2 separate regions of the Homo sapiens genome follow, and region 2 is linked to region 1. The links are chromatin loops, found by intact Hi-C in ENCODE. Cell type or tissue: mammary epithelial cell. All regions are shown on one strand. Links, peaks and the distances in the headings refer to the core of each region. The heading gives the core; the rest is flanking DNA.

What was found. A loop is a pair of places that touch in the nucleus more often than their neighbours do. Peaks named below come from ENCODE experiments on the same cell type or tissue, not always from the same donor. Only the 100,000 strongest peaks of a DNase experiment are listed, where the experiment ranks them.
Region 2: a loop joins it to region 1, with 2.4 times the contacts of the local background. A loop is called at or near these places in 5 of 110 quality-filtered maps.

What each region holds. Positions count from the first base shown.
Region 1 is chr7:55,438,901-55,454,408 of GRCh38, reverse strand. It overlaps a transcript of VOPP1 not described here. Among named protein-coding and RNA genes, the nearest start is that of LANCL2, 81 kb to the right of the region's middle. RefSeq lists an enhancer at 13,277-14,103. In mammary epithelial cell, for the core only: no CTCF peak of the experiment used is centred there; no DNase peak of the experiment used is centred there; H3K27me3 peaks cover 130 bases.
Region 2 is chr7:55,536,996-55,552,503 of GRCh38, reverse strand. The region is part of intron 1 of VOPP1 (VOPP1 WW domain binding protein); the gene reads left to right. Among named protein-coding and RNA genes, the nearest start is that of VOPP1, 28 kb to the left of the region's middle. RefSeq lists enhancers at 4,025-4,074, 6,415-6,574, 12,616-13,248. In mammary epithelial cell, for the core only: a CTCF peak has its summit at 6,839; DNase peaks (open chromatin) are centred at 5,463 and 6,883; H3K27ac peaks cover 2,235 bases.

The DNA.
Region 1 (15,508 bases), core at 3,046-11,045:
GGAATAGTTTCAGAAGGAATGTTCCCAGCTCCTCTTTGTACCTCTGGTAGAATTCGGCTGTGAATCTCTCTGGTCCTGGACTTTCATTGGTTGGTAGGCTATTAATTGCTGCCTCAGTTTCAGAACTTGTTATAGGTCTATTCAGGGATTTGACCTCTTTCTGGTTTAGTCTTGGGAGGGTGTATGTGTCCAGAAATTTATCCATTTAGAAGAGAAAATTTTTAATGTTCCTAGCACAAGAAAAAGATAAATGACTGAGGTGAGAGCTATCCTAAATACCCTGGTTTGATCATTACACCTTGCATAATTGTCTCAAAATATGACATATACCCCATAAATGCATATAATTGTTATATGTCTATTAACAAAATTTTAAAAATAAGGACTGGATGTGGGTGATGAATAAATGAGGATTTGGTATACTATTTTCTCTACTTCTTATGTTCAAAATATTTTATAATAAGTTAAAATGAATAATAAAATAACCAAAAAAGATCTCAAAAACTACTATATTTTGTACATTCATATTACAGGCACACTTTATTGTACTTCGCTTTATTGCTCTTTGTAGGTATTGAGTTTTTTACAAATTGAAAGTTTGTGACAACCCTGTATCAAGGAAGTCTATCAGTGCCATTTTTTTCCAACAGCATGTGCTCACTTTTTATCTCTATGTCTCATTTGGTAATTCACATAATATTTCAAACTTTTTCATTAATAAATAACTGTTATGGTGATCTGTGATCAGTGATATTTGATGTTAGTGTTGTACTATAGGGTGCCAATAACTCTGCCTATACAAGATGGTGTACTTAATCAATAAACGTGTATTCTGACTGCCTTACCCTCCATTCCCTCATCTCTTTCCCACTCTCTTCCCTGACACACAACAAACAATAATGAAATTAGGCTAGTTAGTAACCCTACAATGGCCTATAAGTGTTCAAGTGAAAGGAAGAGTTGTATGTCACTCATTTTAAATCAAAAGCTAGAAATGATTAAGTCTAGTAAGGAAGGCATGTCAAAAGCTGAAACAGGCTGAAAGCTAGGCCTCTTGCACCGGGTAGCCAACTTGTGAATGCAAAGGAAAAGTTCTTGAAGGAAATTAAAAGCGCTATTCCAGTGACACACAATGCTGATATAGTCTTCAATTCTATGGAGGCTGAAAGAGGTGAGGAAACTGCAGAAAAAAAGTTTGAAGCTAGCAGAGGTTGGTTTATGTGGTTTAAGAAAAGAAGTCATCTCCATAGCTTGGAAGTACAGGGTGCAGCAGAAAGTGCTGATGTAGAAGCTGCAGCAAGTAATGCAGAAGATCTAGCTAAGACCACTGAGGAGGGTGGCTACACTCGACAACAGAGTTTACATGTAGACAAAACAGCCTTCTACTGGAAGAAGATGCCATCTAGGACTTTGTAGCTTGAGAGGAAAAGTCAGCGCTTGTCTTTAAAGCTTCAAAGGACAGACTAACCCTCTAGTTAGGGGCTAATATAGTTGGTGAGCTAAGTTGAAGCCAGTGCTCGTTTATCATTCTAAAAATCCTAGGGCCCTTAAGAATTATGCAAAATCTACTCTGCCTTTATCCTATAAATGGAACAACAAAGCTTGGATGACAACACATCTTTTTACAGCATGGTTAGCTTAGTGTTTTAAGCGCACTGCTTCTCAGCAAAAACGATTCCTTTTAAAATATTATTGCTTATTGACAAAAGACCTAATCACCCAAGAGCTCTGATGGAGACATAGAAGATTATTGTTGTTTTCATGCCTGCTAACACACATTCATTCTGCAGCCCATGGATCAAGGAGTCATTTTGACTTTCAAGTCTTATTGTTTATGACATACATTTTGTAAGGCTATAGCTGTCATAGATAGTGATTCCTCTCATGGATCTGGGCAAAGTAAATTGAAAACCTTCTGGAAAGGATTTACTATTCTAGATGCTGTTAAGAACATTTGTGATTCATGGGAGGCAGTCAAAATACCAACATTAACAGGAGCTTGGGAGAAGTTGATTCCAACCTTATGGATGACTTGAACCCCTTCATGGAGGGGTTCAAGACATCAGTGGAGGAAATAACTGTGGATGTGGTGGAAATAGCAAGAGAAATATAATTCGAAGTGGAACCTGAAGTTGTGACTGAATTGCTACAATCTCATGGTAAAACTTTAATGGATGAGGTATTTCTTCCTATGGATGAGTGAAGAAGGTGGTTTCTTGAAATGGAATCTACTCCTACTAAAGATGCTGTGAATATTGTTGAAATTACAACACAGGATTCAGAATATATCATAAACTTAGTTGGTAAAGTAGTGGCAGGGTTTGAGAGGTTTAACTCCAATTTTGAAAGAAGTCCTACTATTGGTAAAATTCTGTCAAACAGCGTCGCATGCTACAGAGAAATCTTTCCTGAAATAAAGTCAATCAATGCGGCAGACTTCATTGTTGTCTTATTTTAAGAAATTGCCACAGCCAGTCCAACCTTTAGCAACTACCACCCTGATCAGTTAGCAGCCGTCAACACTGGGAAAACACCCTCCACCAGCAAAAAGATTATGACCCACTGAAAGCCCAGATAACCGTTAGCATTTTTAGCAATAAAGCTTTTTTGTTTGTTTTTAGACAGAGTCTCGCTCTGTCGCCCAGGCTGGAGTGCAGCGGCACGATCTTGGCTCACTGCAATCTCTGCCTCCTGGGTTCAAGTGATTCTCCTACCTCAGCCTCCTGAATAGCTGGGACTACAGGCACCCGCCAGCACGCCCAGCTGATTTTTGTATTTTTAGTAGAGACGGGGGTTTCACCATATTGGCCAGGCTGGTCTCAAACTCCTGACCTTGTGATCCGCCCGCCTCTGCCTCCCAAAGTGCTGGGATTACAGGCGTGAGCCACTACATCCGGCCACAATAAAGTATTTTTTAATGAAGCTATGTACATTGTGGCTTTTAGACATAATGCTGTTGTGCACTTCATAGACTACAGTATAATGTAAACAACTTCTATATGTAGTGGGCAACCAAAAATTTGTATGACTCAAACTTTATTGCAATGTTCACTTAATTATGGTGTTCTGGAACTGAACCTGCAACATTTCCCAGGTATTCCTGTACTTCAGGCGTTTCTTTTGCCCCCTACCCCATAACTTTTTATTGTAATGTTCCTGTCTCAGATGGGCTGTGCGGAAGTGTCCAGAAAGGATCTCGTTCCACTCCTGTGCCTGTGTGGAAGGGGCCCAGTGCCCTCCTATAAATGGTGTGGTGGGTGCAAGGATGATTGTCAAGACACCCCCTACCCGCAAGAAGAAGGTGAAGGGAATTAGATTTGAGTCCTGTTGAATCTCCTCCCTAGGAGATCTCCCTCTGATGCCAGCCCTGAAGATCCAGGCTTCACTTTTACAAAAAAAGATGTATGTTCTTGTGCAGGTCTCAAGAGTATAATGAAGGAGGAGCAACGTGGCTTGGTCTGTTTTCAACAGTGACAGGAATGTTGGAGAGCACTCTCTTTGTCTTTCTCCCTGGACTCCAGAAATCACAAACAGTGCTGATATCATTTGCCACAGACCTAGTATTCAGTGCACATGGGAACAGAAGATTGATAACAAGTGTGTACCTGTGAAAACTGCCTGGGCGCAGCCCTTACCAATGACAATCCTTCATGTTTTTGTAGAAGAAAGGAATTTTGCATCTTACTTTAAAGCTTACGTGGGGAAAAGCTTTTAGATGTATATTCTTTACCAGTGCTGTCCACTAAAGGTATGATGTGAACCAGTGCATTGCTTTAAATTTTCATTACAAAGATTAATCAAAAAAATTATTTTAATGATATTCAGCCTAATATATCAAAGTATTATTTCAACATGTAATGATATAAAAGTATGTGAGTGAGAAATGTTACTTTTTTCCATATTCAAAATCCAGTTTGTATAACACATACTCAATGCACACTTCCACTTGGAGTGGCCACATTTCAAGGGCTATAAGAGCTGGTAGCGCTGGTGAGTGATTTACTGGACAGTGCAGAACCAGAGTGCATAGGGAAATGCCCAGCTCCTGGGTTCTGGGTGGTTACACAAGTTCCAGTGCTGGGTGGTCAGCCCTGAAATGGCATCCAGGTGCTGCTGGGGACACCCAAGAGAAGAGGCGGAGGACTGGTGGGACCTCAAGAACACCCCCAGGTCGGGGAGGTAACACTAGGACCAGCCTGAGGTCTCCTGCCCGAAATGTGCCCCCAGCCACAAGTCGGTGACTCCAACTCCCAAGGGGAAGCTCAGGGGTCCCTGGAAGGAGTGAGATGTTCTCAGCAAATGGAAGTAGGTGAAATGCAATCGTTGCTCGTCTTTTTCTTTATTACCATCCTTGTCAGTGTGGGTGCACAGAAATGTAAGATGCGGACAGAGGGCAGAAATCCTGGCTTCTCATCCAACCGCATTTCCAAAGGTCTGCTGACCACCTGGGTGCTACGCCTCAAGGGTGACATGTTTGTTTCTCCCCTCAAGGGTGACAGGTTTGTACTTAAAGGTCTCTGGGACCTCTGGCACCAGTGACATCCCTGATGCCCAGAAGTAGGCGTGTTGAGGGGCTGCAGGGGCCGCAGGAGGGTGGCAGGACCTACCGAGGCAGGGGCGGTAGAGGGCACAGTGCGGGGGTGGAGGGCTCCTGTCCCCTCGGGAGGCCAGGCTGCTCGCTGCTCTCCTCTCCCAGGACAGGCTCGGTGGCCAGAACGCCTCTGCAGGAACCTGGTCGGAGCTCAGCTGGCTCCTTCCAGGTGACCCCAGCCAGTCACAGGGAGGGGCAGCTTTTCGTCCAACCTTCAGCTGCCTTCAGGGTTCCCCTGCGCCTGGGGAGGGAAGGCTGGGGCGTCGTCTCCCCATCTGTCCTGCGCCCGCTGGCCGCGCCCTTCTCCGAGACCGGCCCCCCACCCCGGCGTAGTGCAGGCCTGGGCCTGGCGCTGCAGCTGAACGAGGACCGGGCACCGGCAGGCCCCGAAGCGATGGCAGACGCAGGTGGACGGGTGTCCCTGACCTGCGCGTCCCTGGAGAGGGGTTCGGACGAGGCAGGGCCGCAGTGGCGCCGCGGGAGACTGGGATGGGAGGCCTCCTGGGCCCGGAAGGCCGGCGTCCCGGTCCATCCGGGAGAAGCGCGGGCCCTCCCCGGCCGTCCCCTGTGCCGCGGGATCGGGACCGCCTGAGGCACGGGCGCCGACAGGAGCAGGGGACCCGCGGCGCTCCGGGAGCGGACACCTGCCAAGCACTTCAAGGTCTTTATTCGAAACCAAACCCATGCCTTTATTTTTTATCTAATTATGAAAATAGTTCGTGCTCATAGCAGAGAGAGGCGCAGAGAGAGGAAATGCACGCGGCCTGCCACCCTAGCCAACAGCCCGGGACCCACACGGGAGTCTCTGTTTTACTCCAATATTTTTCATGGTATTTCAACGGTCCCCTCTTCCCTGCTAAGGATTACATCGCATCTCAGTGCGATTAAACTGTTCCAGTTTATTTAACCCCCTCTTCCCATTTTGTTTTTCACTTTTAAATAAAATATGTCATTGAAGAGGGTGGGCATGTCCTGCGCGTGGCTGCGGTGGCAATGCTGCTCCTCGCCAGGGGCGCCGCCTCCCCCTCGTCCGGGCCCACCGTTGCCAGCGCCCTGGCAGCGAGCTGGGGCCGCGCTGGGCACTGGAATAGGATGCGGGAGACCTGAGTCCCCCAGACCTGGTCCTGCAGCGCTGCCAGGCCCCAAGGTCTCTCCCTTCCCTTTCTGGAGCCTGGGTGTGGAGGATCCCGCGGAGGATTCCAGGCTATGCAAGATGACGGAGCCTGAGTCCCTGGCTGACTGCGTGGAGCTGAGATCTCCTGCCAACTGCCAGGACCGGGGCTCGAGCGAAAAATCAACCTTTATTGTGGTGCCCCACAGTTTCTTGGCATAATTGTGGATGATGCAGACCAAATACAATAACATGAACACACTGTACGCCCATCCCACTTCAGAAATAGAAATGAGGTCCCTATGAATCTTTCTCATTGCACTCCCATTATTATCCCATATTTTGTGTTTATAATTTCTTTGCTTTTATAATTTTACCATGTGTTTTGTTTCATTTTGAACTTTATGATATTGATACATTTCTCCAATCTGTTTTCTTGCTTGCATTCTTGCTAATTTTTCTCTATTATAAATAATGCTTTGCTGAGCATGCTTGTCACTATGTTTTACGTACATCCACATTTATTTCCTCAGAGTAAAATACTGGATTTAAGTTGCTGGGTCCAAGTATATGTACATATTTTAGGGCTTTTGACAAATATTACCTTCAGAAGAATTATTATGAATTCTGCCAGCCTTTGCCAACACTGTTTATTATTGGGAATTATATGTGGAAAATCATTATAATGATTATAATGATTTTGAGTGAATGATAATGAATAATGGTTTTTTAATGAATGACAGTGATTTGCCATAATTACAATGAGTTGTAATTATAATGATTTAGTTCATATATAATTGCCAATTTGAAGGGAGAAAAATCAGCCCCATTTTCTGTTCTTTTATTACAAGAGTTCTTCACCACCTACACAAACCACCTTCTTGAAAGGGTCCATGGTTGGCAAAACCAAGGCTGGCAGGATTAAGCTGTCACAGAGAAGAGAGGATTAGGGAGAAAATATGAAACATAGCATTAAATCTGTATTTACAAAATTTATATGAAATATTGCACTAGAGATACATATGTATATGTACACGTATATTTATAGCATACATACTGCATTAAATGCATATGTATATGAAATATGGCATTAAACATATATTGAATGGAGAAAATAGTAGTTCTCTTAGGTATCCACTTCCCAACAACCATTCAGACAGCCCTCCTCTTGAATTGCCTTCAGTTCCTTATTTAGGTGGCGGCATCACTCTGGGGTCAGTCTCTCCCCTGTCCTTTGAGGACATACAGACCTCACCTATTGTTTAAGTGTTTGAACCAGCCCCGAACCCAAGCAACACCAGAGTCCTCCTTACATTTCTTCAGTGAGCAAACCTTACGCACCGTGAACTTGGGAGTCAAACCAGCTGTGCCCCTCACTAGCCGGGTAAGCGCAGGGAGGTATTGTGCCACACTGAGCATCAGTTCCCCAATCCGAATCAGGATAGAACAATTCCACTGTTGCTTGGTTTACCCAACTGCTGCTGTTCCTAATCTGACGCCTTGCCTGATTCTTCTATAGTACCTGGAAAAGCCACCTATCATTTTCAGTTGTCCAGTCTCCCTTGCAGCAGGGGCATCACATGACACAGTTTTGGTTGATGAATTGCACATAGAACTCCACACTGGAGCCCCTGGGGAAGATTTCACTTTTCTCATAAATGGGATAAGGGTTGCTGGCATTGCCACAAGCCCGTTCACCCTGCTTTGATCACTGATGTGATATCTAGAGCTGCAATAACTATCCTGTGACAAAGAGGGAAAGGCCAACATAATCACAGAGACATCAGCTTTTATTGCTGAACTTCTGAAGCAGTGAGCCAATTCTAGGTTTATCATCTGAAAGAATAAATTCCTGTTCAGTTGTTTTGTTACTAACCTCCTTATGAGATGGTTGTGAGAATCTTGTGAAGTAATGGTTATAATGGCTAGATACAGTGCCTGGCATTGTTAAATACTCATAACATAATTTTATGATTGTTAGTAGTACCAACTGATGTCAGTTGCCACAAGTTACTTCAACTCTGATATATGAGTCTGGCCAGGGATAAGAAGATGTTTGTTGAAGATCATCCTTGGCTGCCAATTAGCTATCAGTGACCCTGGGCAAGTTTTGAACCTCTATGGGTGTGGTTTCCTCTGCTGTTTATAAAATAATACCAAAGTTCCCTTGCAGCTCTAAAATTATTTTGTTTTCCCTAGAAATTTTTTTCCATCACAGGATGTAGCATCCAGGCTGACAGGACCAGAGAAGAATGTCTACAGCAGGGAAGGGTGTGGTATCTCTAAGTTACATGTGCACAGTTTACAGTAGTCCCTCAGGGCACACAGGACTTCCCAGCCAGCACTTCTCATGTGATGTAATATGAAGTGCCAGTATCACTGAAGTAGTACTCATATCAAAAATGTATCACCTCGGCCGGGCGCGGTGGCTCACGCCTGTAATCCCAGCACTTTGGGAGGCCGAGGTGGGCAGATCACGAGGTCAGGAGATTGAGACCATCCTGGCTAACATGGTGAAACCCCGTCTCTACTAAAAATACAAAAAAATTATCTGGGCGTGGTGGCGGGCACCTGTAGTCCCAGCTACTTGGGAGTCTGAGGCAGGAGAATGGAATGAACACAGGAGGCAGAGCTTGCAGTGAGCCGAGATCATGCCACTGCACTCCAGGCTGGGCGACAGAGCGAGACTCCGTCTCAAAAAAAAAAAAAAAAAAAGTTTCACCTGGATACCTCCACAACAGTGTTATCCAATAGAACTTTCTATGAGGATGGAAATGTTCTACACAGGCACTGCCCAATACATAGCCACTAGCTACATGTGAACACTGGGCACTTGAAATGAGGCTAGTAAGGCCGATGAACTTAATTCTTAAATTTAAGTTAATCCTCATCAAATTAAATTCATTAATAAATACCCATATGTGGCTAGTGGCTACCATATTGGACACCACAGCTCTAAAGGGTAGACCTAACTTCCTGTTTATAGGAAGTGGGAGATTGCAGAACAAGTTAAATGACACCAGAGGGAAAGAAGCAGACAAACCCATAAAGGAGAAGCTCCATACAACAGTCCTGGAGTCCTGAGAAAGTCAGCACCATTAAAAACAAAACAAAAACACCAGGTTGAGGGGATTGTCCTAGGTTGACAGAGATGAAAGAAACATAAAAGATGTACTTAGACTGGATCCTGATTGAAAAACAATACAGACCTCAAAGTCAATTGGGGGAACACTGAATATGGCTTGGATGCAACATAGTATTATCAAAATCATTGTTAGCTTTCTCAGGTGCAATACTGGTATTATGATTATGTGGCAGTTTATTATTTTTAGAAGAGGCATATGAAGTGTGTAGGAGTAAGGGGTCCCAATGTCTACAGCTTATTTTCAAATGATGCAGCAGGTATGTGTGTCTGTGTGTGTGTGTGTCTGTGTGTGTATGTCTGTGTGTGTGTGTGTGTGTCTGTGTGTGTGTGTCTGTGTGTGTGTGTCTGTGTGTGTGTGTAGAGAAAGTGAGAGAGAGAGCAAAAGAAAGAGCACACGTGCTAAAGCAGATATGACAAAATGGTTTCACCCCCTCTTCTGTTCTGTTATGCAAGATACATCTTCCAAGAGAGAAAATAGAAAATGTACCTAATAAACCCAGTGACTTATCAGGAAATTTCCAGGCAGAAGGTCAAAGATGTTGTCTGGCTCCTCCTCTTTTTACATAAAGAGCAAGAAGAAATGTCAGAGAAAGAAGCCAAAGAGAGGGCTATTAAACATAAAGCAGTCAGGCTGGTTTGAAAATTCTCAGACCTTCCAGATGGCAAATAATGCCAAATTTAAGAAATGGCTTCCAGGCAAAAATAAAACCCAAGGTACTGTCAGAAAAATATGGTATAAAGAGAAAATCAAGGGTATAGCTTGTAAAATCTCTTGTTAAGAGTTTTGTTAAGAGAAAATTCTGGGGTCATGCCTCAGACAACTGTTTAGATTTAAAAAAAAAAAAAGAGTTTCTACGAAGCTGGCAGGCATTGTGCCCCAGCAACTGAGCAGAGGCTGATGCCACAATGGGGTGAACACATGGGAGCTGGGGAGGGCAGAGTGTATTTTTCAGGTGGAGGGATATGAGTCCTGTATCCAGTTTCCAGAGTGGCCCTCAATCCTCTCTGCCTCCTGATATTTGTGCCCTTGTGCAGTCAATTCTACACTGAATACAATGCGGTAGAGGTGATGGTGTGTGACTTCTGATAAAGTGAGTTGCAATTTCTGCCTTGGACTCTCTTGGATCCTTGCCATGTCATAGGGACTCAAGCAGCCATGTGAACAGGCACACATGAAGAATGTACTGGGTTGGGCAGTGTCTCCTCAAAATTCATGTCCTTCCTGGACTCTTAGAATGCGACTTTATTTGGAAATAGGGTCATTGCAGATGTAACTAGTCAAGGTGAGGACATACTGGAATAAGGTGGGCCTATAACCCAACATGACTCTTGTCCGATGATCTCTAACTTAAGCTGATGACATGGGACAAGCCTCCAAACCATCATCAAAGCTCTAGACTACAGTAGATAAATTATAAAATAAAGAAGTTACGGCCGGGTACGGCAGCTGTCACTTATTGGGGTGATTTATCACACAGCAATAGATAAAGGGCCAGTCTTGTTTTATGGATCTACACTCCTTCTGGCCCTTCCCTGCATCATATTGAAGCAAATCCTGAACATTTCATCTATAAATATTTCAGCAGGCAACATATCAATCTGAATTAAAAATTACAATAGGCCAGGCATGGTGGCTCATGCATGTAATCCCAGCACTTTGGGAGGCTGAGGCGGGCAGATCACCTGAGGTCAGGAGTTTGAGACCAGCCTGGGCAACACGGTGAAACCCAGTCTCTGAAAAATACAAAAATTAGCTGAGCGTGGTGATGTGCGCCTATAATCTCAGCTACTCAGGAGGCTGAGGGAGGAGAATCGCTTGAACCCAGGAGGCAGAGGTTGCAGTGAGCCGAGATTGTGTCATTGCACTCCAGCCTGGGTGATAAGAGCAAAACTCCGTCTCAAAAAAAAAAAAAAAAAGGGACAATAATTCCTTCATATCTTTACAGATCCAACCAGTATTTACATTTATCTGTTTTCTGTTTGTTTGTTTGGTTTTGTTTTGTTTTTTGAGACAGAGTCTCTCTCTGTTGCCCAGGCTGGAGCGCAGTGGCGTGATCTTGGCTCACTGCAAGCTCTGCCTCCTGCGTTCATGCCATTCTCCTGCCTCAGCCTCCCGAGTAGCTAGGACTACAGGCGCCCGCCACCACGCCTGGCTTATTTTTTGTATTTTTAGTAGAGATGGGGTTTCACCGTGTTAGCCAGGTTGGTCTCAATCTTCTGATCTTGTGATCCGCCCGCATCAGCCTCCCAAAGTGCTGGGATTACAGGCGTGAGCCACCACGCCCAGCCACATTTATCTGTTTTTTAAAAATTGTTTGTATCTGATCCAAATAAGGTTCATAGCATGAGATTTCTATATCTTTTTGAACCTAAATTTTCCGTCTTTGTCCATTTTTAATTCCATTTGCTTTTTATTTTTTAGTTTATTTATTTTTATTTTTTTGAGACGGAGTCTTGCTCTGTCACCCGGGCTGGAGTTCAGTGGCACGATCTAGGTTCACTGCAAGCTCTGCCTCCTGAGTTCACGCCATTCTCCTGCCTCAGCCTCCTGAGTAGCTGGGACTACAGGCGCCTGCCACCACGCCTGGCTAATTTTTTGTATTTTGTTTAGTAGAGACGGGGTTTCACTGTGTTAGGCAGGATGGTCTCGATCTCCTGACCTCGTGATCCACCTGCCTCAGCCTCCCAAAGTGCTGGGATTACAGGCATGAGCCACCGCACCCGGCCTGCTTTTTATTTTCCAAAGAAACCGTGTCGTTTTTCTTGCAGCTTCACCCACTCTCTGGGCCTAGCCTCTTGCATCCATCCTCATGGTATTTTCCAGCATGTTCCTCTGCCCTCTGCCACTGTATTTCTTATAAATTGGTAGATAGAGAACCTTGATCAGATTTAGGTTTTTTTTTTTTTTTGGTCTACTTCAAAAGTGGTGTGTATTTCCATTAGAAGGTACGCACATCTGCTTGTCTTCAGAGAGCCACCAACGATCAGTGCCTAGACTCATTAACTGATGGGGTACAAAGCAGTACCAGTTGCATTCTATTATTCCTTCAGATCCTTGTCAGGTTGAGACACTGACAACCCACTTGTTTGAACAGGCTATAAGACACGAATATATAGCTTGTGTACACAATTTAATGCTTTGACTTTAGCACGTCTTCTGGCGTTGCTTTGCTCTCTGTCCACAGAGCTCTTGATGCTGTGATGTCACTCTCCAGTCCACTCTCATAGCCTGTCTTCCTCCACCCTTCGGAGAATGTAGATTAGTTCCATTTTTTATCCTTGACTTTGAAATGTCTGGATGCCACTCTCATAAATTAAGGTCTGATGGAACCTCTGCCCCGCAACTCTCTAGCTGTGTGACCCTGGGCAATTCTACCCACCCTCAGCCGCCTCACATGTCATAAACTGTGTCTGAGAAGCCTATGTACAGGCTTATAATAGGGCCAAACAGGATAATTGAATGCAATGATGCTTATCAAGTGCTTTGCACAGTGCCCAGCTCAATAATGGCCGATATTATTATTATACATTAGAAATGAAATGCACTCAAGCAATTAAATGCATTAAATGTATCAGAGCTTACAATAAAGAGAATGAGGAGTCCCTGTTGCTATATCCCTTGAGTAGGCCACTGGGAACATTACTGATGACTCAAAATGTGCTAATTTTAGATTAAATTCCACATCTCCCCAGAAGAGCCAGCCATGTGTGAGGCATGTGTGTGCTGAAGCTGCTTCATCTGAATGGGAAGAGCAGTTCCCTGAAGGGAGGGACTGCTATTCCCAGAAGAACCAAGGAAGTGGGGCAGGTCTGGCAGAAAGAACCAATGACCTGGGGGGTGAGGGTGGGGGTGCGCTACTGCTCTCTGATGGGGCGCAGCTACAGAAGCAAGCAGTTCCATGATTAACTTTTTTTCCTAGAAAACTGTCTGATGTCCATTACTTAATCCTTAATTTAATCTAAAAGTGGCATGTATTGAACATTTGTACCATGCTAAGTGCGTTACTCAAATTATTTAATCCTCCCAATAACCCCATAAGGCAGTATTGAAGGTGGCAAAGCCCAGATTGGAACCCAGAGGGTCTAATGCCAGAGACCACTCTTGCCATGGTGAGTGAATCACACCCTCACCTGCCCAGGCACTTTTAACTGTGCGCTTGTCTCTGGGTGTGGAATACAGGAGTTTCAGGCATCAGCAGATGATGTCTGTGACGCCCTCATGCTTTTCAAGTTGGGGGAGGTAAATCGGAGAGAGGGGCAAGGCTTTTTGGTTTTGTAGTTGTACCATAGGCCATGGCAGTTCCCACTTCCTCCCCCTTCCCTCCTCCCCAGCCATGTCCTTCTGATGCTGGCAGCCCTTGAGGCTGTTCTTCCAGGAAGGCTGTGGAGACACAGCCATCTGCAGAGCGGGCGGCTCTGTGCCGGCAAGCAACCTAGAGGCTATGGGGTCTTAGAAACAGAAAATGGTCCCAATTTGTGAACTTTTCCATTTGACAAGATGGAATATAGGCTTTCCATATAGGATAGAATCACAAAATGAAGATATCAGCAAAATAATTCCATGCGAGAAAATTTCAGAAAAGCAGAGTCATCCGGGTGTGTTCCGTGCCCCTCTTTGATCCCTGAACATGGTTTTGGCACAGGACAAGGAGGAGTGAGGGGCGTGGATGTTCTGCTCCATGTGTGACGACTGTGCCAGCGGCGTATACTCAGTACGGCTCAGGAAGAGTCCCAGGAAAAGTACTGAGATGCAAACCCTCATGGGCTTAAATACATCCGGCCTGTCTCTGGTCCTCGAACCCAGCAGGCTATGGGGGCAGCAGGTCTGTGTGCAGGCCCAGGGACAGCCTGTGCCAGGCACACGCTTGTGCTCCCTCCCAGGGTCCATGAGACCAGGCAGACCTGGGGCAAGAGGGCAGGAGACAGCCGCTCAAATGGGGAAGCTGAAAAGCAGAGGAAGCAAGTGTTGACCAACAGCTGAACAGTGAGGTGGTGGGAGGACGGAGGAATAGGTGAGCCCTGAGCCCAGCCGCTGTCAGTCACTGGAAGCGTGGCCCCAGATCCCATGCCTCTGGCTGGCAGTGAGGAGGCTGACTCAAAGGCAGGCCAGATATCAGTCAGCCCCCAGATGCCCTTTGCTAGAAAAAGTAAAACGGATGGTCTCTTGCCCAGAGTGAAGGTCAGAGTGCCACTGTGTAGGACAGGTGGCTGGGAGCCTGCTCAGCAGGAGCTGCCAACCCCAGAAACTGATGCCAGGGCCCCTCTAAAAGGTCCAGCCAGATCATGCTTCACAGACATGAGCCACCCCGGCCAGCATTTCCACTCAGCTTTTGTCCCCACTCACGAATGTTCTGCAGCTTGTCACTATGTGTACCCTCGAGGGTGGCTGATGAGCCCACATGCAGGAAAAAGCAGGTCAGATAAACTAAATGGCAAGCTGAATGCCTGGCAAGGAACGCACAAACCTGCCACCCGCTCTCACCAGCGGTGACCACGGGAGCCCCTGAGGCTACCACGCAACCTGCCTCCAGACCAGTGTCATCTGGAAGTGTGGGATCCCCAGCCAGCGGCATTAGTGTCATCCTGGAACTTGTTAGAAATACACATTCTCGAGCCCCACCCAGACCTACTGAATCAGATGCCTGCCCAGCAGTCTGTGTTTGGCAGATCCACTTGGTGCTCTCTGGCAGGATGCAGCTGGAGATCAGCTCATTCATTCTCCTCCTGGGTGCTTTCACACTTTCTCTTCTGCCTTCAATCCCAGCACCTCCGCCTCCTCCATCCTCAGGCAGCAGATGCTGCTGAGCTGGCGCCTACTTCACTGAGAACTGAAGCACTCAGAGGCAGCGCCCACTGCTCCTGTGCCAACCGGTGTCTGTTCACCCACAGCGGTGTTGGCGCTCCTGTCGGATCCCTAGTCCCGGGACACCAGCCCCCAGGCCCTTGCCTCCTTGGAGACGTCACTCCAGCACTTCCACTGCGTCCTGTGTTATATCACCCCTTCTTTCCAACTGCCCATTTTATCATTCCCATCAAATTACAAACATCCTGTTATTTTTCTGAAAAAGTTTTTCTTGACCCTATTTCGCTCACCAGCTGTGACTCTCTTTGTCCTACCTTTTCAATGAAACTCCTGTCAAGTGCTGCCTGTGCTGCCGAGGAGTTCACCGCAGACCTCCACACTGACTCCAATGACCAGTGCTTGGCTTTTGTCTCATGCGTCAGAAGCCTCTGACACAGGCGACCCCTCCCTTCTCCACACACGGCTTCCAGGGAAACAGACTCTTGTCTCCCTACCTCAGTGACTGCGCCTTCTCCTCTTCTCTGCTGCTGTGGCCCAGGGCTGTGTCCTGGCTCCCTTCCCTCTCTCATCTCCCTCACTTCCCTGGTAACCTTATAGGTCTCCTGCCTTTAAATAACATCGATAAGCAAACAACTCCAAAGTGACGCCTCCATCACAGACTTCCCTCCAAACTCCAGACTCGCCCGCCTCTAATAAACCACCTTGAACTCAATGTGCGTACAACCGGGTTCCATCTCAGCCCGGCCCTCCCAGCCCAACCTGCATGCCTCAGCCTGTGGCGCCCTGCCAGATGTCCAGCCACTGTGCCTGAGCCATAGCTGACAACTGTCTTACTCTGCCCCTGACTGCCAGGAAGTC
Region 2 (15,508 bases), core at 3,825-11,824, 97 kb before region 1:
CCTGTGTGAGTGTGTAGGTCTGAAAAATAATGGGTGTCTAATAAGGGGTAGCTGGCATCCTTAATATGTGTCATCTGCTTTCTGATAGAGGCAGCCATTTGATTTAAGACAGAAATGGGAAACTATTTCCCACCCCATTCCTATGAAGAGAACAGCATTTTGCGATAGTCTGAGCTTCTTGGGAGGAGAGGCATTTTGTACGGAGGTTTTAAAATCAGCTAAATTACCTTCTTTCTGTCATTGCTATTTCTAAATCCAAAAGGTGCTTATATTTGTCCATCTTACCCAGTCCCTCAGTGGACTGCCTTGCCCATGCAGTGCATGTTAATAACTAGCAGAGGCACAGACCTCAACCCTTGTAGGCCCACTGCTTCCTTTTCCACAGGGTCACTGGTCCCTGACCTGGCTAACCTGGCTCCCAGGGCTTTCCCTCCACCTCCACACCTTGTCAACACCTTTTTTTTTTTTTTTTTTTTTTTTTTGGACACAGTCTCACTCTTGTTGCCCAGGCTGCAGGGTCACTGCAACCTCTGCCTCCTAGGTTCAAGCGATTCTCATGCCTCAGACCCCCAAGTAGCTGCAACTATAGGCATGCGCCACCATGTGTGGCTAATTTTTGTATTTTTAGTAGAGACGGGGATTCACCATGTTGGCCCGGCTGGTCTCAAACTGCTGATCTCAAGTGATCCACGCTCCTGGGCCTCCCAAAGTGCTGGGATTACAGGCGTGAGCCACCCCGCCCAGCCTTCAACATGTATTTTGTATTTGATAATTTCCTCCTTCAGATTTTTTCTGCTTTCCCTCCCACTGCGTGTAAGATGAAAGAGAGGCCCTCTTCCTCCACCTCAGCCCTGACCGTGTTGAACCCTTCCCCACTTGGAGTTTCTTTCCCTTTTTCCTAAGGGAAGGGGGAAAAACAAGGTGACCTTTTCCATTTCTAGAAATGGAAAAACTAGACCAGAGCTTATTGACAGATTTCCTGAGGGAAAGAAACACCAAGTGTTTGTGCATTTAATTATTTGCGTCTGATGGGAGAATTGACTTTCGAGGCATGCTTTGGGGAGCACTCAGAACCCGATTTTGAAGGGAAAGCATTTTGTGCTGTTTCAGCCCTGCTGGACGTATTTGCCAGCACAGGTGTACGGTGTGCACGTGGGGTTCTGGTGCTCCACGCCCTAACATTCCAGGACATTGCTTTGATGTCAGTGAAAACTTCCATTGACTCTAGGAGTGATGAAACAGCAGCAAGCATGGCAAATAGGTTTATTTCACATGAAGCCTTGCTTGTCTTCTTGGTAGCGACAGCCTGGAGTGCCTTGCTGTAGAGAAGTCTGGAAGAATGCTATGGCTGATGAGGGAAGTTATGTCTGCGGGATGGTAGGGCTCATGGTTTGTTGTTTTCTCTGCATAACAGGGAGATAATTTGCCAACCCAACCAGAGCACTCAGTGTCTTCATGCTGTCATGTGCCCCTTCGCCTGTCACCATGCCCTTCCCTCTTCTCGGGCTGTCCTGTGTGTCTCTTAGTTCTCATTTTAGATACAGCCTTCTCCAGGAAGCCTGCCCTGATTCCTTCAAGCCAGTGTAGCCTCTGACTCTAAAATTTAATTGCTTTATTATGAAAATAAGCCTAATGCATTCTAATTGTGGAATAATTGGAAAGTAGAAAAATATACAGACACGAAAATAGGTCATGTTTTCCTTCCAGCCATTTTCTGCGCAATTTTCATACACTGGTCGTTAACATATACTCAATAGTGCATCCTTCTGTCACGAGCATTTCCATTCCGTTAAAAATTACCCATCAGCCTGTTAGCGGCTGTATAATCCTTCGCGATAGGGCTAATGGTGGACTCGCGAGTGCCCCTGACATTGAGTATTTAATTTGTTCCCGTTTTTATATATTGTAAGAATGCTGAAATGAACATCTTTGTACATTTTGGACTTTTTTAAAGGATGGATTTCTAGAAATAGAATGCCTAGACCGGAGCTTACTGACAGATTTAAAGACATCTGATATATATTTCCAGACTGCAAACTTTCAGAAAGCTTTTTTCAAACCAAATTTATATTCCCTCCAGCAGTGTACGAGACCATGGAGTTAAATATTCTATCATTGTTTCTTAGGGCAAAAATAAGTGTTGCCTGTGTTACAAGGTTTGGATCTTCGCCCTTATTTATGTACACTTAGGTACGTTTGTTTACAATCTGTGTTGGCAGATTTTCTCTCCAGAGGGTGGCACCTGCCAGACTGCGGCACCTAGTGGCTGCTGTTGGGCTGGTGTCGCACCTTCGGCTTTTATGGCGGCTTTATTGCTATTCCAGGAAGTGGATTCTGCCAGGAGTCCTTGGACTGATGCAGTGAAGGAAATGCTGTTCCTTTTCCCAGGCGCTGGCATTTCCAGGACCCTCCCTTGTTCTGGGGAGTAGCGCCTGTGCACGGCTGTGCAGTCCCCTTGGCCCGGCCTGTGGTGGCACTCAGGCTATCATGCTGAGGAGAGGCCTGGCTCATGAAGTGGATGACCAGGGACTGTTGGTTTTCCTGGTCCGGGTAGGCAGTCTCTGCAGTGACCATGATGGGGATGGGGGTGGGAAAAAGTCTTTTTCCAAGCAAGATTTGAGAGCACCGCTCATGGAGGAGGGGAGCAATGGCATTTTAATATGTGAGATTTTTGTAAAGGGGGATCTCTTGTAGAATGTGTGCATACTCTCTTGTATGGAAAGAAGGAGGTGTTCTTTGTCTAAGTGGATGTGTGCCTAGAACGTACTGTTTGGGGAAAGGATGTAGATGAGCTTAGATGAGCTTCTGCTCATTGCAGGTGCTTCCTCCGCTTGTTTCTGTTCCCAGGGTAACTGCCCAGGGCCCAAGGTACACGGCTGGTCGCACTGCAGAGTGTCCGCCAGTGTGTCCTGCTCCTGCCGGCCACCTGCAGCAGATGGCTGAATGTGGAGCAGAGCCTTTTTTTGACAGTGGAGAAAGGGAAAAGGTCTCTGTGAAAGATTGAGGTCTGGTTCAGTCTCAGTCGCAGAAGCAGTGTTTCAGGTTCACTTGGTTCTTCAGCTTTTGTCCAGACTCCAGACTGGCTACGGATTTGGGGGTCTTAGGAGAAATTAAGCCATGGGCCCGTGCATGTGCCATCAGTCTGCCTAGTTCAAGGGAGTCTGTATGCCTGATCGTGAGGGCCACTTGCCCTGAGAGAAGGGCAGATTATTGGGAAGCTTAGACCCCTTGTTCATCTTTTTGCCCCATGACTGTCTATGTAAATGGCCCTTGGATGCTTTCAGTGTTTTGGAGTGGTTTATGATTAACTGGTCCTATCTCCCCTGTCGAACCTTTAGGTAATTTAGGCGCATTTGGAGTACCTGGTCTCTAGCTGCCTGGACTGCCCATTGTCTGTTGGCAAGCCTCTTGGAGTGTTGTTTTCACTGCTAGACACGCCCCTACCTGTTTTTCCCCTGTGTTTAAATCTCCCAACTTCCATGCCTCATAGGTGGGTCTGCCCTCAGGCCCCGTGCCTCCAGATGGCCAGTCTCACTGTGGTCACCCTGGGCTCTTCCTAGATATAAATGATGATAAAACAACATCCCCCCAGGGTGGATTTTGTTGGGTTTGGGAAATGCTGGGATCTCATGATCCTGCAATGCCTGTTATAGAACCCAGTTGCTTGCCAGTTTTCTTTCATCTTTCGTCTACTTATAATCTACAGAGCAAGAGTGCTGGTGATTATGGACTATATTTCCCAGATTTCTGAATGTAGTCCTGGGCCAAGAGGAATGTGGTAAACCCAAGCACAAGGCTAGTAAAAGTAAAGATGGTTAGAGTCCCTTAGAAAGTGTGCATGAAAGAGAGCTTTGTACTCCCCAGTAGCAGGCGTGTTCACCCACACCCATGCATCTTGCTGGATGGCCTGCATAGAGCAGACAGCATGTTTGGGAGTGTGGGACTCATCTGAATGCTAAGTAAGGAGTAGCTTTGCCTCTCATGGAACGAATGCAGGTCCCTGTAAGTGAGGACAGATATGCATCCCAGCTCTAATGTGAGAAAACAGGAAGGTAAGCCAGGGATCCCCCGGGGTATCCCCGAGTCCGGAGGGGCAGAGGGCGGAGCCTCTGAGGACCAGGCGGTCAGCCACTGCTCTTCTCAAATTAGTCATTGGGGTCTGCTGGGAGGAGGGGAAGACACAGGCAGCATAAACCTGGCAGATCTTCCTGGAGCCCCCATTTTACTTGACATGTTTAGGGGTTGGGGGTTAAAGGCAACCTTTTAATTGATAATTGAAAACATTATGTGTGAAATTTAATGCAAATATATAATGGAGTAGAATACAACATGTGTAAACGAAATAGAATGCAAGGGCGTGAACTTCTAAGGTAAAGCTTGGGATGTCAGACAAATTTTGCATCCCACTGAGTGTCATTTAAGACCACATCTCCATTCACCTGCCTCCCATTCCCAGAATCTGCGGTCACGGTCTTAGGTGGCTGTCGGGGTATTTTGGTGGAAATTTTTAGAAAGCCCTTGGAGGGGAATCAAACAGGTGACTGAAACTGCTGGTGTGCTTTTAAGAGAAGTTGGAAGAAGAGACATTCTCTGTGCACAGGGTAGTAAATGCACATGCCTGCAGGCTCAGGGCACAGCCTGCCCAGCCACATCTACTAGGGAGTGATGGGAAGTGTGGTAAAATGGAAAAGATCTTGCTGTGTGAAAGATATGGCGGGGAAGAGGGAACCAGGCACCACTCAGGTCTAGCTGATGGTTAATGAGTCTTTGGATTTTTCAGGAAAAATTGAATATCTAGATTTTGTGTAAAGTTTCTTTATCTCAAAGCTATCATGGGCCAAACAAAACATGTCTATTGGTAGCTAGTAGGAGACGATCATTCCCAACTCAACTGGTTTGTTAGTCAAGTAAAGGGTTGCATGATGGGCATACTTAGTTCCGTGCTCCAGAGCTCTCTGTAAAGGTGTATTCCTGTTGTTTCTCAAGTTTACATGAGGTTCTGTAACTCCCAAAAAGTTGGCAAGGTTTATTGGTATGCAGAGGCTTACGTTTAAATTAAAGATTCCTGTACTTACATGTCACTGTTAATTAGCCCAAATTTCACTCCCAGCCTTGGTGTGCGTATGGCATCAACCTTAGAAAGCCTTGGAGCCCACCTTGCCTGCCACTCTTCCTATTCATTTCTACATGAATGCATGTAGCCCCAGGGGGAAGGTAGCCTCAGTCCTGTTGGGGTCCTGTTATCTGTGGAACCCCTGGAGCCCCTTTGTCCCCCGTCCCCAGCCTCAGAGGTGGGACAGGGTTGGATCTGGATGTTAGCTGGCATTAGGTGAGAACAGTGGAATCAAGACCCAACCCACCACTCCCTCCTACAGCTCTGTCGGCTTCTCCCAAGTCTTAACAGCTGACCTGGGGCTGCTAAAATCCAGGTCAGAGGGATTACAAATTGCATGGCCTTCTGCCAGTCTGGGCGGTTGGCAGAATGTGGGTCGAGAGAGCTGTGTTGCTGAGTCATCTCTGCTCTGACTCGCTCATCAGTGAAATGAAGGCTGTCCTTCTCCATGTTCAGGGGCACTGGGGACAAGGCCTGTAGCTCCCATTTGTGGAGGTGCTTCCTGTTGGTTTTAGGATGCAGACCTGATCCCATGGCTTAGCCTCCCAGGCTCTGCATGGCCTGAGCTCTCGGCCTGCTGGCCTCTGCTCCATCGCCCCTCCCTTTGGGCTCTGTGCTTCAAAGCTGGAGCCTTAATTCAGGGGTGGTGGTGGTCGTGGTGGTATCACTTATTTCTTGGCGGGGGAGCACAATATATTTGTATATTTTTTAAATCAACTTTTAATTTTGGAATAAGTTTAGATTTATAGAAAATTTGCAAAGCACATTTGCAGAGCAAATACAGAGTTGCTGTATAACCCAGTTTCCACTAATTTAATAACTTACATTGCCATGCTGCATTTGCCTAAAAAGGAAACCAACATTGGTATATTGCTATTAATTAAAATTGCTTTATTTGGATCTCTCCAGTTTTTCCATTAATGTCCCTTTTTCTGTTGGGAGATTCAGTTCATCATGGCGTATTGATTTAGGCTCATTTCAGTTTTGCCAAAACTTCTTGCATCCTACCACCTCACGGTCCATAGAGCATATAATTCCGCCTTTCCCTTAAGTGTTCTCTTTGTACAACTATTCTCAACTTAGTGAGCTACCTGGGAATTATATCTTCATTCATGGGTCAGATCCTGTCTACATCTCCCTCGACTGTCTTGTAACTCAGGAGATGGCACCACCTGTGCCCTCCTCATGACTGAGTCCTTGTCTTCTAGCACAGGCCAGAGCTGTGGAGTGCTTAGTGAGTATCTGTGAGCTGATTGAACAGCTGGGCTTAGTAAATCCTTCCGTTTTTTCACTTTTTCTTTTCTTTATTTTATTTTTTTTAATTGAGACAGGGTCTCATTCTGTCACCCAGACTGGAGTGCAGTGGTGCAATCACGGCTCATCGCAACCTTGACCTCTCAGGCTCAGGTGGTCCTCCCACCTCAGCTTCCTGAATAGCTGGTATTACAGGCATGTGCCACCATGCTAATTTTTGTATTTTTTTTTGTAGAGTTGGGGTCTTGCTGTGTGGCCCGGGCTGGTCTCAAACTCCTGGGCTCAAGGGATCCGCCTACCTCAGCCTCCCAGAGTGCTGGTGTGAGTCACTGCACCCAGCCAAATCATTCCTTTTTAAACACAAGAGCTGCAGCTCTCCACAAATGACAGATCTGTGAGCTTCCATGGGGCTTGCCAGACAGGGAGCCTTAGGCACAGAGCACGAGCAGGCAGTGTTCAGCTCAGTGGATCCCTCTTGAGTCCCGGTGGATGTGTAACCAGTGTGGCCCGCAAGCTGTGATTCCAACTGCAGTCACGCCTGTGTTATTTTTCTAGTCATACTGGAGTGTAGTCATACCTGTGTTTATCCTAAGGTGAATTCAGCCATGCATACTGGGCCAGAAAGAGGATGGGGAGAGCAGGCTTCTTCCCTCCTGGCTGCGCCTCTGAGTGCCTCCCTCCTGCCATGGGTCAGTTGTGTGCTGCTTTGTCTGGGGCTGGTGGGATCTTGACATCAAGACAGGCCTCCCAGGGGAGAGCAGCACGTTCTTGGACCTCACAGCACTGGGGGCTTCAGTGACTCAGTGGGATGCCCCTCCTGATGAAAGAGTTTTCTTCTCCTAGCGTGGTCTCACCTGTGCCCCTTTAAAGAAATAGTGATCACAGGGAACATTGACCATAGGTGACTTTTCCTGTATTTAACAAGTTTATTTCATTTTTAAATAAAGTAATATATGTATATAAATGGAAAGTTTAATAATGTCACAGCTTAACACAGTCTTCCCCATGCCCCACCGTTGTGGTCTGCTTCTCAGAAGAACTACTTTCAACTCTTATTTAGCTGGTTCTTCTACTATTTGCCTCCACATTTTAAAATAATACACATACCTTCTAGCTCTTGATTTAACAGTGCTAGACATTATTTAATCTCTCTTCCTCTATCCTCTCAGTATATATGTTTATATCAGTACCGATTACACGAAAGTAAAATGTATTTAAAATATCTGGTTAAATCCACATTTAGTATCATCATTATTTTGACTACGTTTTGCTGACTGTTGAGCCAGTGTAGAACACTAAAATTGCGCTTTTATTGGACAACTTTTTTTATTTTCCTTGAGTTCAAAATGGCCTCGTGGTTTCATTAGCTTAGTTTATTTCAGATGTTTGCTTGAGTTCCACGGTCTCCACCAACTCTGCTCTCCACCAACTCTGCGGAAGCCTTCAACAACACTCTCCAGAGTTAAATGTTAGATTACATTCGTCAGTTTCAGTTTCCCCTCTGGTGAGGTCCTCCCTGAAACCCCCACTCTTCCACACCAGTTGGAGCTGTGTTCTTTTTGGGAAGACCCAAAAAGAAGTTTTCAGCACATTCCAGTATCAGAAAGACTGTTTTCTTTTCAAGAAACACTATCTTTTCTCGCAAGTTTTTTTCATCCGATGGACACCATGATGTTGTGACTAACAGCGTTCCCCGTTCTGCCTTGGCCCTCAGGAGCCTGGAGCTAAGTGTGGGGCCATCTCCTTCCCCCACCAGCCCTACTGCCCCAAACCATAAAAACCATGCCATTGTGTGCATTTATTTTGTTCCAATTTCATCATATTTTCTTCTTCTTGTGTCGCTTTTGGTCAGCTAAAATCTTTTAAGAATGTGTTTTACAGATTAACACAGAAGCATGCTGGGCCACACATTTACAGCCAGTTGATTTTTGACAAAGGGGCTGAGAACATCCATTGGGCAAAGGACATTGTCTCTTCAATAAATGGTGCTGGGAAAACTGTACATCCATATGAAGAAGAATGAAAGTAGACTTCTGTCTCTCGCCATGTACAAAAATCAACTCAAAATCAAAGACTTAAATGTAAGACCTGGAACTATGAAAGTATTATGCTAAAATAAAACTTTGGGGAAATGCTTCAGGACATTGTTTTGGGCAAAGATTTCTTGAGTAAAGCCTCAAAAGCACAGGCAACCAAAGCAAAAATTGACAAATACGATTACATCAAGCTAAAAAGTTTCTGCACAGCAAAGAAAACAATCAACAAAGTGAAAAGACAACCCACAGAATGAGAGAAAATATTTGTAGGCTATTCATCTGACATGGGATTAATAACCAGAATATATAAAGAGCTCAAACAACTCAGTAGCCAAAAACCAAATAATCTGATTTAAAAATGGGCAAATTATTTGAATAGACATTTCTCAAAAAAAAAAAACCATGTAAATGGCCAACAGGTATATGAAAAAATACTCAACACCGCTAATCATTAGGGAAATGCAAATCAAAACCATGAGATATCACCTCATCTCAGTTAAAATGGCTATTATCAAAAAGACTGAAAATAAATGGTGAGGATATGGCGAAAGGGGACCTCTCAAACACTAGTGGTGGGAATGTAAGTTAGTACTATGGAGAGCAGTATGGAGGCTCTTCAGAAAACTAAGAATATGGAACTACCTTATGATCTAGCAATCTCATTGCCAGGTATTTTAAATGGACAAAGGATTTGGACACACATTTCTCCAAGGAAGAACATGAGCATATTGAAGAGATATTTGTACTCCCATGTTTGTTACAGCACTGTTAATAGCCAAGATAAGGAATCCACCTAAGTGCCCATCAGTGGACACATGGATAAGGAAAATGTGGTTTTATATACACAATGGAATATTATAAAGCCATAATAAAGAATAAAATCCTAGGCTGGGTGCGGTGGCTCATGCCTGTAATCCCAGCACTTTGGGAGGCTGAGATGGGCGGATCATGAGGTCAGGAGATCGAGACCATCCTGGCTAACACGGTGAAACCCTGTCTCTACTAAAAACACAAAAAATTAGCCGGGCGTGGTGGCAGGTGCCTGTATTCCCAGCTACTCGAGAGGCTGAAGCAGGAGAATGGTGTGAACCCGGGAGGTGGAGCTTGCAGTGAGCCAAGATCACGCCACTGCACTCCAGCCTGGACAACAGAGCGAGACTCGTCTCCAAAAAAATAAAAATAAAAAAACAAAAAAGAAGAATGAAATCCTGCTAGTTGCAGTAATGTGGATCAATATGGAGAACATTAAGTGAAATAAGCCAGGCACAGAAAAACAAATATTGCCTGTTCTGTATTTTTTTTTTTTTCTTGGAGATGGAGTCTCGCTCTGTCTCCCAGGCTGGAGTACAATGGCACGATCTCGGTTCACTGCAACCTCTGCTTCTAGGGTTCAAGTGATTCTCCTGCCTAAAGCTTCCCAAGTAGCTGGGATTGTAGGCATGCACCACCACGACCGGCTAACTTTGTATTTTTAGTAGAGACGGGCCTTCACCATGTTGGCCAGGCTGGTCTTGAACTCCTGACCTCAAGTGATCTGCCCGCCTCGGCCTCCCAAAGTGCTGGGATCACAGGCATGAGCCACCATGCCAGCCTGCCTGTTCTTAATCATATGTGGAAGCTAAAATATTTGATCTCATGAAGGTAATGAAAAGAAGAGTGGTTACCAGAGGCTGGAAAGGGTAGTGGGGAGACGGGGATGGAGAGGAGTTAATTGTTGGGGATGAAAATACAGTTAGAAGGAATAAGATGTGGTGTTCGGTAGCACAGTAGAGCAACTGTAGTTAACAAAAATTAATTATATATTTCAAAATAGCTGGAAGAGAAAATTTGGAATGTTCCCAACACAGGAAGTGATAAATATTTGAGGTGGTAGATATTTCTGTTACTCTGATTTGATCATTACACATTGTATGCTTGTATCAAAATGTCATGTGTAGCCCATAAATATGTACAACTATTAGGAATCCATAAAATTTGTTAAAAAAAATACATGCTGGATTTGTCTTATGTTTTTAAACAGCTTTGTTGAGATGTCGTTCACATGCCATCATCTCGCCCATCTATATTGTATGATTTAATTTTTGATAGAGTCACAGGGTTTTTCATCCATCATCACAATCCAATTTTGGAATATTTTGTTCCTCCTAGAAGAAATCTTGTACCTTTAGCAGTCACTCCTGATTCTGGCCCACCCTACCCAAGCCCTGAGCAACCATTAATCTACTCTCTGTCTCTAAATTTACTCTTTCTGGACATGTCATATAAATGGAATCATGTAACGTGGTCCCTTAGGACGGGCTTCTCTTGTGTTATAGCATGAATCAGTACTTCATTTTCATTGCTAAATAACCGGATACACCACATTTGGTTATCCATTCAGCAGTTGATGGACATTTGGATTGTCTCCACTTTTTGGCTATTGTGAATAATGCTGCTGTGAACATTTGTGTACAGGTCTTTGTGGGCATATGTTTTCATTTCTCTTGGATAAATATCTACAAGTGGAATTGCTAGGTTATGTGATGACTGTTTAGCCTTTTGAGGAACTGCTAGACTGATTTTCAAAGCTGCTGCACCATTCTGTTCCCAACAGCAATGTATGAGGGGTCAAATGTTCCACATTTTCGCCAATACTTGTTATTGTCTGTCTTTTTTATTATAGTCATATTAGTGGGTGTGAAGTGGTATTTCACAGTGATTTTTACTTGTAATTCCCTAATGACTAATGTTGTTGAGCTTCTTTTCATTTGTTTATTGGCTGTTTGCATTATCTTCCTTGGAGAAATGTGTATCCAAATCCTTTGCCCATTTAAAAAATAACATGTTTATTAAGATAGAATTTAAGTATCATATAATTCATCCACTTAAAGTGTACAATTCTGAAGTTTTTCATATATTCACAGAGTTATGCAAGTATTGCCACAATCAAGAATATTTTCATCACCTCACAAAGAAACCCTGTACCCACTAGCAGTCACTCCTTTGCCCATTTTTAATGGCTTCTGTTTTTGATATTGAGCGGTAAGACTTTAAATACGTTCCTTATCAGCTAGATAATGGGCAAGTATTTTTTTCCCGTTTCTGCGGGTTGTCGTTTTACTTTATGGTATTGTTTGCAGCCCAAGAATTTTAAGTTTCAATGTAGTCCACTTTATGTATTTTTTTCTCATTACTTTTGCTTTTGGTGTTGTTTTTTTCCTTGTATTTTAAAATGGTATTTATGTAAGCCTTCTCAGACCCTTTTTGAGATCTAAGCCAGACATAAAAATAAACTACGCCGTAAAATTGTGGCATCGACTCTGTCTCAGTGTTGTCTTGGCGGTGAATTCAATAGTAAATTCCCTGCGTTGAGGCCGCAGCGGAGGTGAAGACCTGACACTTAGGGGAAGCAGCCTGCAGGTGAGTGCTCTGTGAGGGCAGCGCCCGTGGTGTCTGGAGGAGCCCTGAGTCCATACACATGGAACTTATGCTCCACGTGTTTACTCGGCTGGGCACCAGGTGGAGGTCAGCCCTTGAAGCTGCTGAGAACAGAAGCACAGCAATGTTGGTGACGGCCAGAGGTCTAAACAGGCAGCCTCCCTGAGGGCACATGGGGTCTCCTCAGCAGACAGTCTGGGGCAATCAAACACAAGGACGGAATGGGAGTTCATTTATTTTTATTTATTTATTTATTTATTTATTTATTTATTTATTTATTTATTTTTGAGACAGAGTCTCACTCTGTCGCCAGGCTGGAGTGCAGTAGCGCGATCTCGGCTCACTGCAACATCCATCTCCAGGGTTAAAGTGATTCTCCTGCCTCAGTCTCCCGGGTAGCTGGGACTACAGGCACGCACCACCATGCCCAGCTAATTTTTGTATTTTTAGCGGAGACAGGGTTTCACTGTGTTGGCCAGGATGGTCTCGATCTCTTGACCTCGTGATCCACCCTCCTCGGCCTCCCAAAGTGCTGGGATTACAGGCGTGAGCCACTGCGCCTGGCTGGGAGTTCATTTATTTTATGAGCTAAACAGACATGTGTTACCTAGCCAGGGAAGTTCGCCAACATTTATACCATCATTTCCGTGAGAAAATGAGCCCTAAATTTTAAACCATCCCTAAGTTGGGGATTATCTGTCTTAATTCATGAGTGTTCCTGCTGTTTCCTTATTTGGGAGGCTGTGTGTGTGTGTGTGTGTGTGTGTGTGTGTGTGTGTGTGTGCAGCGCTTATGTTATGCGCCCGTTTGTTATGTTGTGTGTATGACAAATATGCGTGTATGTGTGTATATATAACATGTTTCTCCATTGAGTCCTGGTTCCTGTCCATATAGTTGGTTCAGCAACCACTTACTGAGCCTGCCTGTGGCCACCTCTGTCCCAGGTCCACGCAGGAAGGCAGTCTCCCTTCAGCATGCCACCTCCAGAGGGACTCAACTCCATCCGTGTCAGGGGCTGTTGAGCTCACAGCGGGGCTGATGATCCAGTTGTGAATTATTCACATGCTTTGTTTCCTTCCCTTTCAGCCTCACATGTGGCCCTTTAACAGCTCATTAGTTTTGTTTTAAGGACAGGCAGGGAGAGAGCAATGGGGAGAAGCTGAATTCAGTTTGGTTGAATCTTTGGGATGAAGGGGTGAGTACCAAGTGGAATGGAATTCTTAAATCATCTGGGGATTTCATGTGTTGATCTTGTTCCTTTTTCTCATAGATAATTGATTTGGTGGTTTTAAGTTTTTAAATACAATAAATACACGTACTTTTTTTGTTATTGTTGGGGGGATCAAGTTTCGCTCATGTCGCCCAGGCTGGAGTGCAATGGTGTGATCTTAGCTCACTGCAACCTCCGCCTCCCGGGTCCAAGCGATTCTCCTGCCTCAGCCTCCCGAGTAGCTGGGATTACAGACGTGTGCCACCATGCCCGGCTAATTTTTGTATTTTTAGTGGAGGAGGGGGTTTCACCATGTTGCCCAGGCTGGTCTTGAACTCCTGACCTCAGGTGATCCGCTTGCCTCGGCCTCCCAAAGTGCTGGGATTACAGGCGTGAGCCATCACACCCGGCACCCCGCCCCTCCCCCCCCCCCTTTTTTTTTAAAGGAATGAAACAAAAAGGAATGAAACCTTTCCCTCCCCAATACCTTCTCAACCCTAGACCCTCTACAGAGAAAGAGGCATACCTCTCTGATAAGTTTCTTGTGCAACTTTTTTTTTTAAGATTGTATACCCAAATATTTGGTTAAAAGTACACAGATGGGATCATATTATAGACAGTGTTCTGCATCTTGTTTCTCCTTTTTTTTTTTTTTTTTAAGAAATGTTGCTTGGAGATGTTTCCTCATCAGCAGCTCAAACCCACAGCATTCCCCTTAGAAAGCGTTCCTTTATAGGAATGGCCATGACTCATTTTAATCCGCCCTCTCTTGATGAACAGCTAAGTAGTTTGTAGCTGTTTTTGTCATTACACACAATGCTCAGCGAAACTCTTGGGTATCTGTCTTCTGTGCTCTTGCAGGTTTGTATAGATGGATTATTATGTTTGTTATTAAACCATGTAAAGCAGTTTACAGTGATCCTCAGTTGGACTGTGGAATCCTCAGTCTTTGGACCATAGGGTTGTTCTTTTTGTGTGGTTTGTGTAGCCTGGCAGGAAGGGCTTGTGTTTAGATTTTGAGAGGGTATTTGAGCATCAAGTTAGCAAAGAACGAAACATTGTTCATTTCAAGAATAAGTCTGAATAAGATGTTGGATATATTCTTTGCAGCTTCATAATGCTTTGCAGACTGGAAGGACTGGCTACATCTTTACCTGGACCTAGAGAAGGACCAGAGAGTGTAGCTCAGTTGGAGAAGAGAGTTCCTAAGTGCGGACTGCATAAGGGATGGTGTTTGCAAATCGCTACTCAGAGTGGTTTGTAGCAAAATAGACTGACTTTGCAATACTTCGTGTTCCAGAAACACTTCTGCAATGAGAGCGGTCTCTAGAGGGGATCAGCAGGAAAAGTTTTCCACCAGTTCAGCTGGTGAAAGAGGTGTCTCGAAGCCCTAAAGTGGGAGAGGCAGAGGGCAGCTTAGTGTGGTCGGGCCAGGCTGGAGGCAGTGTTTGGATCTGGGTGTGTGAGCTGAATGGGGGCTCCTGGGGCCTCCTTGCTGGCTGGTGGAGAGGAATGGCAGGTGGGCAGGAGACAGCCCAGATTCACGCTGGCCTCCATCTCTGCCTGGTGGGGCCACTTGGCACTTAGTAAGTGGTTTGGGGGAGAATGAACTTTTGTGGGCAGTTCCCCCTTTCATGGGTTTGAAGTAGTGGAAGTTGGAGGGGAAGTGGGGGCTGTGGGAAGTGCATGTTCCTTGGTGGCCTGGGCCTGGGGGCCGGACCTGCTTTTCACACTGTCACAAGCGCTGGCTTCTTGAATCCTTGTAGCGTCCTCCATGGTAGATGTTCTCACCACTCAACAGAGGAGGATACTGCAGGGTCTGCGGGCGCCAGAGCTTTATTTATGTGTGCTCCGTATTGGAGGGCTGCGTGTGACCCAGCAGTGACAGGACCGTGGGCGACTGGCTGGCGAGGAGGTGCGCTGCCTGCATCCTTGCGCCTAACAGAATGCGAAGGACGGGCTCACATGCTCAGGTGCTTGCTCGGCTGGTGGTTCAGTTTGCTGTGAAGCCTGGCCCAGAGTTTGGGCTTCAGTTCTGGGAAAGAAGAGCATGGTGGGCAGTTATGTGTTACCTCCAGAAGGCTGGAGCACGAAATCAGTGGTCTGACTTGTTGGCCTCTGCTTGCTCCAGAGCCAGCAGTGGGGGCAGAGTGCCAGCTGAGGTGTGTGAGAGACGTCAGTGAGATTCCTGCTTGGCTTCCCAGATGTTGCTGCACGCTGTGGGTGTTCGGGGTACAAAATATGTGTGTTCAGCTGAAGGAAGGGTATGCAGGCCTGGTTGGGACAGGGCAGGGTCAGTGCTGCCGGGACGGAGGGGCAGAGCCTTCCACGCAGGCACAGTCCAGGGTCAGGGAATTAGACAGGTCAGGCCGAGAGATCTTGGACTCACCATCTGCATTGCGTTTCTCGTCAGAAAATGTCTGGCCCCTCCCCAAAGCCCCTTCCTTAATCCTCTCAGCCTCTCAGACATGACTTGAA